Regions from separate parts of the Homo sapiens genome. Here region 1 is linked to region 2. The links are chromatin contacts, found by Hi-C or POLR2A ChIA-PET in ENCODE. All regions are on one chromosome and are shown on one strand. The core of a region is the stretch at or near the end of the contact, and the rest is flanking DNA. Distances in the headings are between cores, read along the strand shown.

The links. Hi-C counts contacts between places; a loop is a spot of excess contacts on that map. ChIA-PET counts read pairs that join two places held with the same protein, here RNA polymerase II (POLR2A). Pooled maps may share reads with other maps.
Region 1: a loop to region 2 is called in a map of endothelial cell of hepatic sinusoid, with 5 times the contacts of the local background. The contact joins two enhancer-like sites. A Hi-C loop is called at or near these places in 1 of 168 maps with a recorded cell type or tissue (endothelial cell of hepatic sinusoid), 6 of 37 single-sample maps with no recorded cell type and 11 of 50 pooled maps. POLR2A ChIA-PET finds 5 or more read pairs at or near these places in 2 of 52 experiments (OCI-LY7 and PC-9).

The regions. Positions count from the first base shown.
Region 1 is chr7:129,121,070-129,126,461 of GRCh38, forward strand. It overlaps the pseudogene LOC407835. Among named protein-coding and RNA genes, the nearest start is that of TSPAN33, 21 kb to the right of the region's middle. RefSeq lists enhancers at 1,166-1,335, 1,786-2,055. Within about 2 kb of position 1,687, at least 2 of the 41 ENCODE cell types and tissues checked have a DNase peak (open chromatin) inside an H3K27ac peak, as active enhancers do.
Region 2 is chr7:128,960,191-128,964,934 of GRCh38, forward strand. The region is part of intron 21 of TNPO3 (transportin 3); the gene reads right to left. Among named protein-coding and RNA genes, the nearest start is that of IRF5, 25 kb to the left of the region's middle. RefSeq lists enhancers at 2,844-2,953, 3,074-3,373. Within about 2 kb of position 3,326, at least 3 of the 41 ENCODE cell types and tissues checked have a DNase peak (open chromatin) inside an H3K27ac peak, as active enhancers do.

The DNA.
Region 1 (5,392 bases), core at 437-2,936, 160 kb after region 2:
GGGTTATTTTAGTTTTGAATGTGTGTGTTGCAGGGAAGGAAAAAGGTTGGTGGAGAGTTCAGAGCCAAAGCCATGCTGAATGACAGGTGGAAGACAGTCTGATGGATCATAGTCACTGTTCTTAAAGAATACATAATTCAGGCTTGCATGAGACAAGATGAACCACTGACATCCTAATTTCTCAAAGTAGTCATTGGAAATGGAAAGAAGAGCCAGGATTTATTGGAGGGTATATTCACACAGAAGGGGTTCATGAAGGTGAGGGACCCTTTCACCTCCCCACTGGGCAGAAAGCACTTGCCAGAAGAAAGGGTTGCAAAAGAAGGTTGAACTCAGCAAGAAAAGTGCCTTGGGTCAGTCTCTGTACTGCTAAATAGGGCCTACCACCCTACCCTGCCAATCCCTACATAGGCCCTGTCTTCAGTAAACACTAGAGTTCGCTTACCTTCCATTCCAAGAACCAATCTGACATCTGCTGTATTAGTCTGTTTTCACACTGCTGATAAAGACATACCCGAGACTGGCTAATTTACAAAAGAAAGAGCTTTAATGGACTTACAGTTCCACATGGCTTGGGAAGCCTCACAATCATGGCGGAAGGCAAGGAGGAGCAAGTCACATCTTACATGGATGGCAGCAGGCACAGAGAGGGCTTGTGCAGGGAAACTCCTATTTTTAAAACCATCAGATCTCATGAGACTTATTCACTATCATGAGAACAGCATGGGAAAGACCTGCCCTCATGATTCAATTATCTCCCACCCAGTCCCTCCCACAACATGTGGGAATTCAAGATGAGATTTGGGTGGGAACACAGCCAAACCACATCATCTGCTGTGCCTCATCCCACAGATAGCAGAGCTTCCTCCTAATCTATCAAGAGTTCAGCATTTAGTGAGTGGTCAGGATCTCACCCTTCATTTAACCAACTAACCACCACCAACCAACCACCACCATCAGAGGTGGGCCTAAGGCAGGCCTTGGGGTCTCTGGGAAGTGGGCCATGCTCAGTCTACATCCCAATGTGCTATGGCTCCTGACACTCTGAGCAGGGGCTCTCCCTTGCACACACCAAAGGAATGACTGGGCTTAAAAAACGTGCCAACTTGCTTATAAATCAGTCTCCTCAGATTCTACAATTCACCGAGCCATAAAACCTCAGAGCTTCAAAGATGCTTAGAAAATATCAAGGCCAGGGTTCCCAGGAAGCCTCAATGCTGCCATTTTACAAAGGAAGAAACTGAAGTGCAGAGAGATTAAGGGGCTTGTCCAGGTCACACAGCTACTTAGTGGTAGATCTGTAACTAGAAAGGTTTCAGTTCACACTCAATGTTCTTTCCTCTAGAATCTAACCTCTGCCCCCTTGTTATTTTTGGCATGAGAGAGGAGGATTATATTTATGTCTCTAGAAAAGCTGTGCTTTTGGATTGAATTCTGATTTTCTCTTCTCAAGTCTCATTGAGAACCACATGAAAAAACTCTGCTGGATTTGAGTTAAAAAAAAAAAAAAAAGAATCTGAAGAAAAAAATAGCAAATCTGGTATCCTAATGAGATAATGAATGCACAAGTACTTTGAAAGAGGTACAGCACTTCAGTGCTTTTCAGATATGAGGTTTTGTCATGCTCTTGAAAGAAATGCATAGGCTTTACTGACATGGGGGCTGGGGCTGGGGCTGGGGCCCTGGCAGAAATGGGGAAGCACAGGCTGTGGCAAGGGGGGTTTCTCCAGAAGGCTGACTCATTTCTTGGCTGTCCCAAGCTTAGAGAGCCAGATTTCTTAGGGTTGTTTACCACCTTAGTAAGGAACTGGTGGAGGGTTTTTTTCTGGAGTTAAGCACTGCAGGAAGAGCTGCCCACAGTATGGGGGTGGGTCATCTGCTTCTGGACTGCCCAGGCCAACTGTGGTTACCCCAGTTAACTGTGGTGAACTGTCCACATAACCAGCCTTCTGGATCTGCCTTTCAAGGAGTCCCACTGTGCTTCTCCCTGCTGAGGCCGCTGAAAGGGCATAGGCAATTGCTAGAGGTGAAGAAAAACTCTGTAGCTAAGCTATAAAAACAGGCATCCTGAATCTGGCTACATCCTGGTAATCTTGCACATAGGATGAATCCTAAGAAAAGGTGAGTCTTGTTAATGTGCACAGCACACAAGCCAGCGGGATGGCGTGCCAGTCAGCAGATTTTCAGTTTCAAGATAACTGAAAATCCATTTTTATCTGACTTAGACAAAATGAAACAAAACACCAAACCAACAAACAACAACCACACAATTTCACTGATTCGCATAACTGAAAAGTCTAAGGTTAGGGCTTGTTTCAGGCACCACTGATCTTGTGGCTCAAACTATGTCACTGGGACTTGGTTTAACCCTGTCTCAGCTCTACCTTTCCTCAGTGTTACCTTCTCTCTCAGGAGCCCTGGGGTAGCCCCCAGTGGCTGCAGGTCATCTGTAATCCCAGGGGGTCCCAGCAAAAGAGAGAGGGAATCCCTTTCAGTAATGGTCCTCCTCCCCAACTAAATTAGAGGCTTCATTCTGACTGGACCAAGTTAGAGCGCATAACCATCCCTGGGCTCTGATTGGCCAGAACAGAGTCCGGCGTTCCACCTGCCAGGTGGAAGGGTAGATCTCTCCCATGCTCACTGAGCCTGAGACAGGAGGTGGGGTGGCATCCCAAAGGAAATCTAGCATGCTGGTACCAGAACGGGGAATAGGTGCTGGGCTTGGAAAAATAACAGACAAACACTCAGTGCTACCCATTTAAGCATTTGAAATAATTTCACTTCAAAATCAGAGTGGTCGAGTCTCAGACACATGAGATTCTGTCTCAGATTTCTGGTGGCTTGAATGGAGGGTGTACAGAATCATGTCTTGATAAATGTTTAACTTCTAAGATTTGAAGTGCAGATATTGGTCTGGGTATCCCTCCTAGAAATCTTTGCATTTTCTGCATTTTCTTTTTAATATTTTATTTTTATTTTTATTTTTATTTTTTTGAGACAGTGTCTCAGTCACCCAGGCTGGAGTGCAGTAGTGCGATCTTGGCTCACTGCAACCTCCGCCTCCCGGATTCAAGCGATTCTTGTGCTTCAGCATTCGGAGTAGCTGGGACTACAGGTGTGAGCCACCACGGCTGGCTAGTTTTTGTATTTTTAGTAGAGACAGGGTTTTGCCATGTTGCCCAGGCTGGTCTCGAACTCCTGGCCTCAAGTGATCCTCCTGCCTCAGTCTCCCAAAGTGCTGGGATTACAGGCGTGAGCCACTCACTGCACCTAGCCTATATTTGAATTTTAAATAGTGATTCCACACCTTAACCTAACCATAATGGGAATTGGATTAGAGAATGGTGGGAATTTCAGACAAGTTGGTGAGGGTGAGAAGTAAGGGAAGAGAAACGTTATGGAACCTCTCACATAAAAAGTGCACAGTGGCCTACCCCTATATGGATGTGAGACTGCTCCTGATAGGAAATATCCCCAAACCCCTTGTTTGCAGTCCACGGCCCCAGTCTCAACTCCACCAAATCATGATGCTTCCCCTGAGATCATGATTGCGTTGCCCAGTTTCCTCTCTGACCAGACCTGATTCTACAGACAAAAGCCAACCTCCTCACTTCGATTCCCCTGGATCCTTTCCTCCTCTTCACATCTACAGCCGCTCTTCTAACTTCTTACTCCCGTTGCAATTCCAGATATTCCAGAGACAGGATATCTCCAAGGCACTCCAGGGCCCCAAATAACAAACCTTATTTGTTTTCCACCTCACACAATCTGAACTCTTCTGCCTGCCCTTTGAAACCCTTCGCGAACACCTCCAACCTTATTTCTTGCTCCTCCTCAATACAGCCTGTTCTGGTTGGCACAGCCTCACCTCTTACCTTTGCCACGATGCTACTCCTGCTGCGTCACTCAGTTCTGCATGGTGAGTCTCCTCCATCCACTGTGATCTGGAACCACGTCATTGTCAGTGGAGGTTGAATACAACTGGAATTTTTTATGGGATTCTAACAGACCTGTCCCTGATAATGGCGTGCCCCTAATTTCCGTTCTTTACTGACTACTCATTGGCTGTATCACTCTAGTTGCACAAATGATCTCTATCTCCCTCTATGCATGCCTACTAGGTCCAGGGAAGTAATATAGTGTTTGTAACTAGGAGTGGTAAAGATGATGGCTAATTGGAGAGAGTAAGCTCAAGCTAAAAGCATTCAAATTCAATTTTTTTTTTTTTTTTGAGACAAGGTCTAGCTCTCTTGCCCAGGCTGGAGTACAGTGGCATGATCACAGCTCGCTGCAGCTTCAAACTCCTGGACTCAAATGATCCTCCCACCTCAGCCTCCGGAGTAGCTGGGACTGCAGGTGCTCACCACTATGCCCAGCTAATTTTTTTTAAAAAAAAAATTGTGGAGACAGAGGTCTTTCTATGTTGTTCAGGCTGGTCTTGAACTCCTGGGCTCAAGTGATTCTCCCATCTTGGCCTCCCAAAATGCTGGGATTACAGACATGAGCCACCGTGCCCAGCTCAAATTCAAAAATTTTAAGACATTATGGGACAAAGAAAATTCACCTGTCCATCCAAATAATGTAATGTGCAATAAATCTGCAACCACTGCTTAAGCTTGTCTTGAAGTTTTTCTGTTTTGCAGGACTCTTCCTGAGCAGTACATTTTCTTCTCTTCTAACAGAGTTAGAATTTATTGCTTACAACTCTTTCAGAAAATGGCAGTAATTAGAAATGGAGTCTGAGGAGGGGGATTTGCTCAAAATACGAGTATCGTTTCTTTACCATTTTTCTTTAGCAATGTATTCTGTAATCATAAATGAGCTACATGAAGATCTGAGCACAGCCTGGAAATATTGCATGTTTAATATCAGCCTCCTTTCCCTTCTTCAGAATTAAACTCTGGATCCTTCCTAGACTTGGCCAGTTCCAAGTCACGACTTCGTCAGATACACTCTTGCTGTAAGAAGCAGTAAAGTTCAGTGGTTATGATCACAGACCTAGAGCTGGTCTATCTGGGTTTAAAGCCAGACTCTATAGCTTTCTGGATGTGGCTGTCTGTTTAACCTTGGGCAAGCTAGGTGACCTCTGTTTGCCTCAGTTTCCTCATTTGTGAAGTGCGGATAATAATAGTACCTACCTCATGTCATCGTTTTAAGGATTAAATGAATTAACACATTTAAAATATAAGAAGTTTGAAAAGCTCTTGGACTCCGGCTGCAGCGTCAGCCTCCCTCGGGCCTCGGCAGCGGCGGCGGCTCGCTCGCCTCAGCCCCAGCGCCCCTCGGCTACCCTCGGACCAGGCCCGCAGCGCCGCCCGCCCTCGGCCGCCCCGACGCCGGCCTGGGCCGCGGTCGCAGCCCCGGGCTCGCGTAGGCGCCGAACGCTCCCGGC
Region 2 (4,744 bases), core at 2,076-4,575:
ACTGCACTGCCAGTCATATAAAAGGACAACACAAACAATTATCTACAGTATACAATAATTGATCATAAGCAACTATATTACTGGGTTATGTATTTACTATACTACACTTTTTATCATTAATTTAGAGTATATTCCTTCTACTTACAAAAAAAAAAAATTTACTGTAAAACAGCCTCAGGCAGGTCCTTCGGGAGGGATTCCAGAAGAAGACATTGTTATCCTAGGAGATGGCAACTCCATGTGTGTTACTGCCCTTGAAGACCTTCTAAGTGGGACAAGATGTAAAAAGGTGGAAGACAGTGATATTGATGATCTTGACCCTGTGTAGGTCTAGGCTAATATGTGTTTGTGTCTTAGCTTTTAACAAAAAAGTTTAAAAGCTAAAAAAAAAAAATAAAGTAATTTTAAGAATAGAAAAAAGCTTATAAAGATATAAAGAAAAAATTTTTTAATGAGCTGTACAATTTGTGTTTTAAGCTAGGTGTTATTACAAAGGAGTCCAAGAGTTAAAAAAAATTTAGTTTATAAAGTAAAAAAGTTACAGTAAGCAAGAGTTAATTTATTATTATTATTATTATTATTATTTTGAGACAGAGTCTCACTCTGTCGCCCAGGCTGGAGTGCGGTGGCACAATCTCGGCCCACTGCAACCTCTGTCTCCCAGGTTCAAGCGATTCTCCAGCCTCAGCCTCCTGAGTAGCTGGGATTACAAGTGCCCACCACCACGCCTGGCTAATTTTTTAAATTTTTAGTAGAGATGGGGTTTCACCATGTTGGCCAGGCTGGTCTCAAACTCCTGACCTCAAGTGATCTGCCTGCCTCGGCCTCCCAAAGTGCTGGGATTACAGGCATGAGCCACCGCGCCTGGCCAAGGGTTAATTTATTATTGATGAAAAAAATTTTTTTATAAATTTAGTGTAGCCTAAGTATACAGTATCTATAAAAAGTCTACAGTAGTATACGGTAATGTCCTAGGCCGCCTATTCACTCACCACTCACTCACTGACTCACCTAGAACAACTTCCAGTTCTGCAAGTTCCATTCATGGTAAGTGCCCTCATACAGGTATACCTTTTTTTTTCTCTTTTATACTGTATTTTTACTGTACCTTTTCTATGTTTAGATATGTTTGGATATACAAATTCTTACCATTGTGTTACAATTGCCTACAGTATTCAGTACAGTAACCTGCTATACAGGTTTGTAGCCTAGGAGCAATAGGCTACACTATATAGACCAGGTGTCCGGTAGGCTATACCATCTAGGTTTGTAGAAGTATACTCCATGACGTTTGCACAACAACTAAACCACCTAATGACACATTTCTTGGAACATATCCCCATCATTAAGTAACACATGACTGTATTTTCTGTCTCGGTCCTTCTGACGTTTGATATTTCTTAGCTTTCTATTTATTTACTTTTTTAACTGCCAGTATTTTTTAGATTCTGTTTTCTGGCTTCTAGTCCCCAAATTCCTATCCTTCCACCATATTTCTGAAAGCTTTTATGGTCACTATTTCTCGAGCCCCATAAGATTACTAGAGGAGTGCTGAGAAATGAGATCCTTTTGATCCGATGACCTGGTAGGTAACAGAAAATAATGAAACTCTGATGACTTGACTAGGGATTCAACCCCTTACTGGCCTCTAATTCCAGTATCAATGCTTCCCATGTTCAACACCTTTTGGCTTTGAAGAGCCCCAGGCAAGTGACAAGTAGTCATAGAATAAACACCAAGATGGAGAAATGGAAATGATGGCAGGGTTTCTTCTAGTCCCAATTGGTCTTAGTTAATGATAGGTTCATCTGGCATTTGGAAAGCAAGAATGTTATTTTAGACTGAAACGTCCCAGCTTTCTTCAAGTTGACCAACTAAAAAAGCTAGGGAATTGGCCAGGCGCGGTGGCTCACACCTGTAATCCCAGCACTTTGGGAGGCCGAGGCGGATGGATCATGAGGTCAGGAGATCGAGACCATCCTGGCTAACAAGGTGAAACCCCGTCTCTACTAAAAATACAAAAAATTAGCCGGGCGCGGTGGCGGGTGCCTGTAGTCCCAGCTACTCGGGAGGCTGAGGCAGGAGAATGGCGTGAACCCGGGAAGTGGAGCTTGCAGTGAGCCGAGATTGCGCCACTGCAGTCCGCAGTCCGGCCTGGGCGACAGAGCGAGACTCCGTCTCAAAAAAAAAAAAAAAAAAAAGCTAGGGAATTAATTACCAGTACCATGTGAAAAGCAGGCTTGGACTTGCTGAAATGAAACTAAACCAGTTCACCCTCTCTGCCAGAATGGCAAACAAAGTAGCATGTTGAGGCAGGTGTTACGGACCTTAAAATCAAAAGGGAGACTGAGTCATGCATGGGACAGAAAGTTCAAGGGCTTTCTGTCTTGTCTACTACAGGCATTCTAGAGGAAGAGAATTACTAAGAGGGGATGAGCAATCTCAAGTCCTTTCTCTAGCACCTCTACATTAGCTCTTACTTCTGTTCATTTCCCACCACTATGTTACATATGTTACAGCCTGCTATAGGAAGAGCTGCAAAACTTGTTTAGCAATGGAAGATCAAGTAGGTCAGGTTGGTGGTGCACCTTATTTTCCCATATCACAGGACAAAGATAACAGGTTTTTTTTTTCCCCCACAGCACTGCTTTACTTAGGTCTCTTTTCCTTGCCCCAAGATTTATCCTAAATTAGGAAAGGATATCTATGACCTTGATTTCAGACTTACCATATTATTTTATCTGTCATATATTAGTCCCACTGAGGGAAAGAGGGCTTGACAAAGACTTATTCTACAATGTGTGGGATTCCAGAATGTGTGGGTGGCTGCCTTAGAGTCAACAGGAGACATGCCCCAGCTAGTTTTGCAAGTACATAATGACATTCTAGAAGTTTCTCCTCCAAGGAGAAAGGAGTTAACATTCACTGATCACATACTATGTGCAAGATCTTCTTTAGATTTCCATTTGGTATCTCATAATAACCTTATGAGACTGGTAGTACTAACCCTATTTCACTTGATAAATAAACTGAAGTTCAAAGTAATAGGGTATGTGGCAAGATTCAAACCAACATACTTGACTCCAAACCCCATCTTTGGAGGGTTTCCCCTAGGTTCCCATTTGCTTTAGGAAAATTAGAGCCAATACGATCCTGCCCTTATACTGTAACCAGCACTGAATGGAATAATGCAAAACAGAAGCAGAGAGAAGCAACTACTACACTTCTTTCCCCTGAAACAGCTTGTAGACAGAATACTACTTCTACTGAGAAGATTCATAGTAAAAGCAATCAAAGAATTTTTAAGGTCACCCCAGTCAATATATGCCTACCCAGTGGAGGGGAAATCCCCACTTCTGGCAAAATGTGTCATGAAGGGTCACATGCTATTTTTCAGTCATGCATGTCACTTGATCTATGGCTAAAAGTGAGTTATTTCTGGGGCATACTGGGCTTACTACTTAAGCCACTTAGTGAACTATAAAATAATAGCATTCCATGGTTTGGGATTTTAACATTAACAAAATTGCTGGAGACATTCCAGAAGATGAGAAAGTAAACTATTTTGGAAAGTGACATTAAGAAATCAATTCTGAGAAAAGACAACTAGCTCTTGTACCACTGCTTAAAGTTCATTTTCTTTCCCTTCTATATCTGATTTTACCCATAAAAGTGTAATTTATGCTCATAAAAAAGTGCACATAGTGCAGAAAGTTATGAAACGAAAAGAAAAGCCTCCCTTCCCCTCCTAGTCTCACTTATATATCTTTCTGAAAACTTACTGTGCAGAAAGTAGCCTCTGTGTATGTGTATAATTTATAATAAAACAGCTCTTTAAAGTACAAGTTGGTTCGTTTACAATAGCATAAAAAAAACTTATGAAAAAATTTAACCAAGGAGGTGAAAAACTTATACACTGAAAACTACAAAATGTAGCTGAAAGAAATTAAAGACACCAATAAATGGAACAATATACTGTATTTGTCGATTTGGAGATTTAATATTGTTAAGATTTCAATACTACTCAAAGCAATCTATAGATTCAATACAATCCCCATCAAAATCCCAACAACCTCTTGTACAGAAAAATCTACCCTAAAATTCATATGGAATTTCAAGGGTCCCCAAGTGGCCAAAACAATCTTTTTTTTTTTTTTTTTTTTGAGACGGAGCCTCGCTCTGTCGCCCAGGCTGGAGTGCAGTGGTGCAATCTCGGCTCACTGCAAGCTCCACCTCCCGGGTTCACGCCATTCTCCTGCCTCAGCCTCCAGAGTAGCTGGGACTACAGGTGCCCACCACCACGCCCGGCTAATTTTTTGTGTCTTTAGTAGAGATGGGGTTTCACTGTTTTAGCCAGGATGGTCTCAATCTCCTGACCTCGTGATCTGCCTGCCTCGGCCTCCCAAAGTGCTGGGATTACAGGCGTGAGCCACCGCGCCTGGCCACCAAAACAATCTTTAAAGTGAACATTGCAGGCCTCATATTCCTGATTCTAAAATTTATTACAAAGCCACAGTAATCAAAACAGCATGGTATTGACATAAAGAAATACATCATAGACCAATGGAATAGAACAGGGAGCCCATTAATAAATTCTCCTGTATATGGTCAAATGATTTTCAACAAGGATGTCAAGACCATTCAGTGCAGAAAGGACAGTCTTTTCAACAAATGGTGCTGGGAAAACTGGATATCCACAAGCAAAAGAAAGAGGCTGGACCCTTACCTAATACCACATACAAAA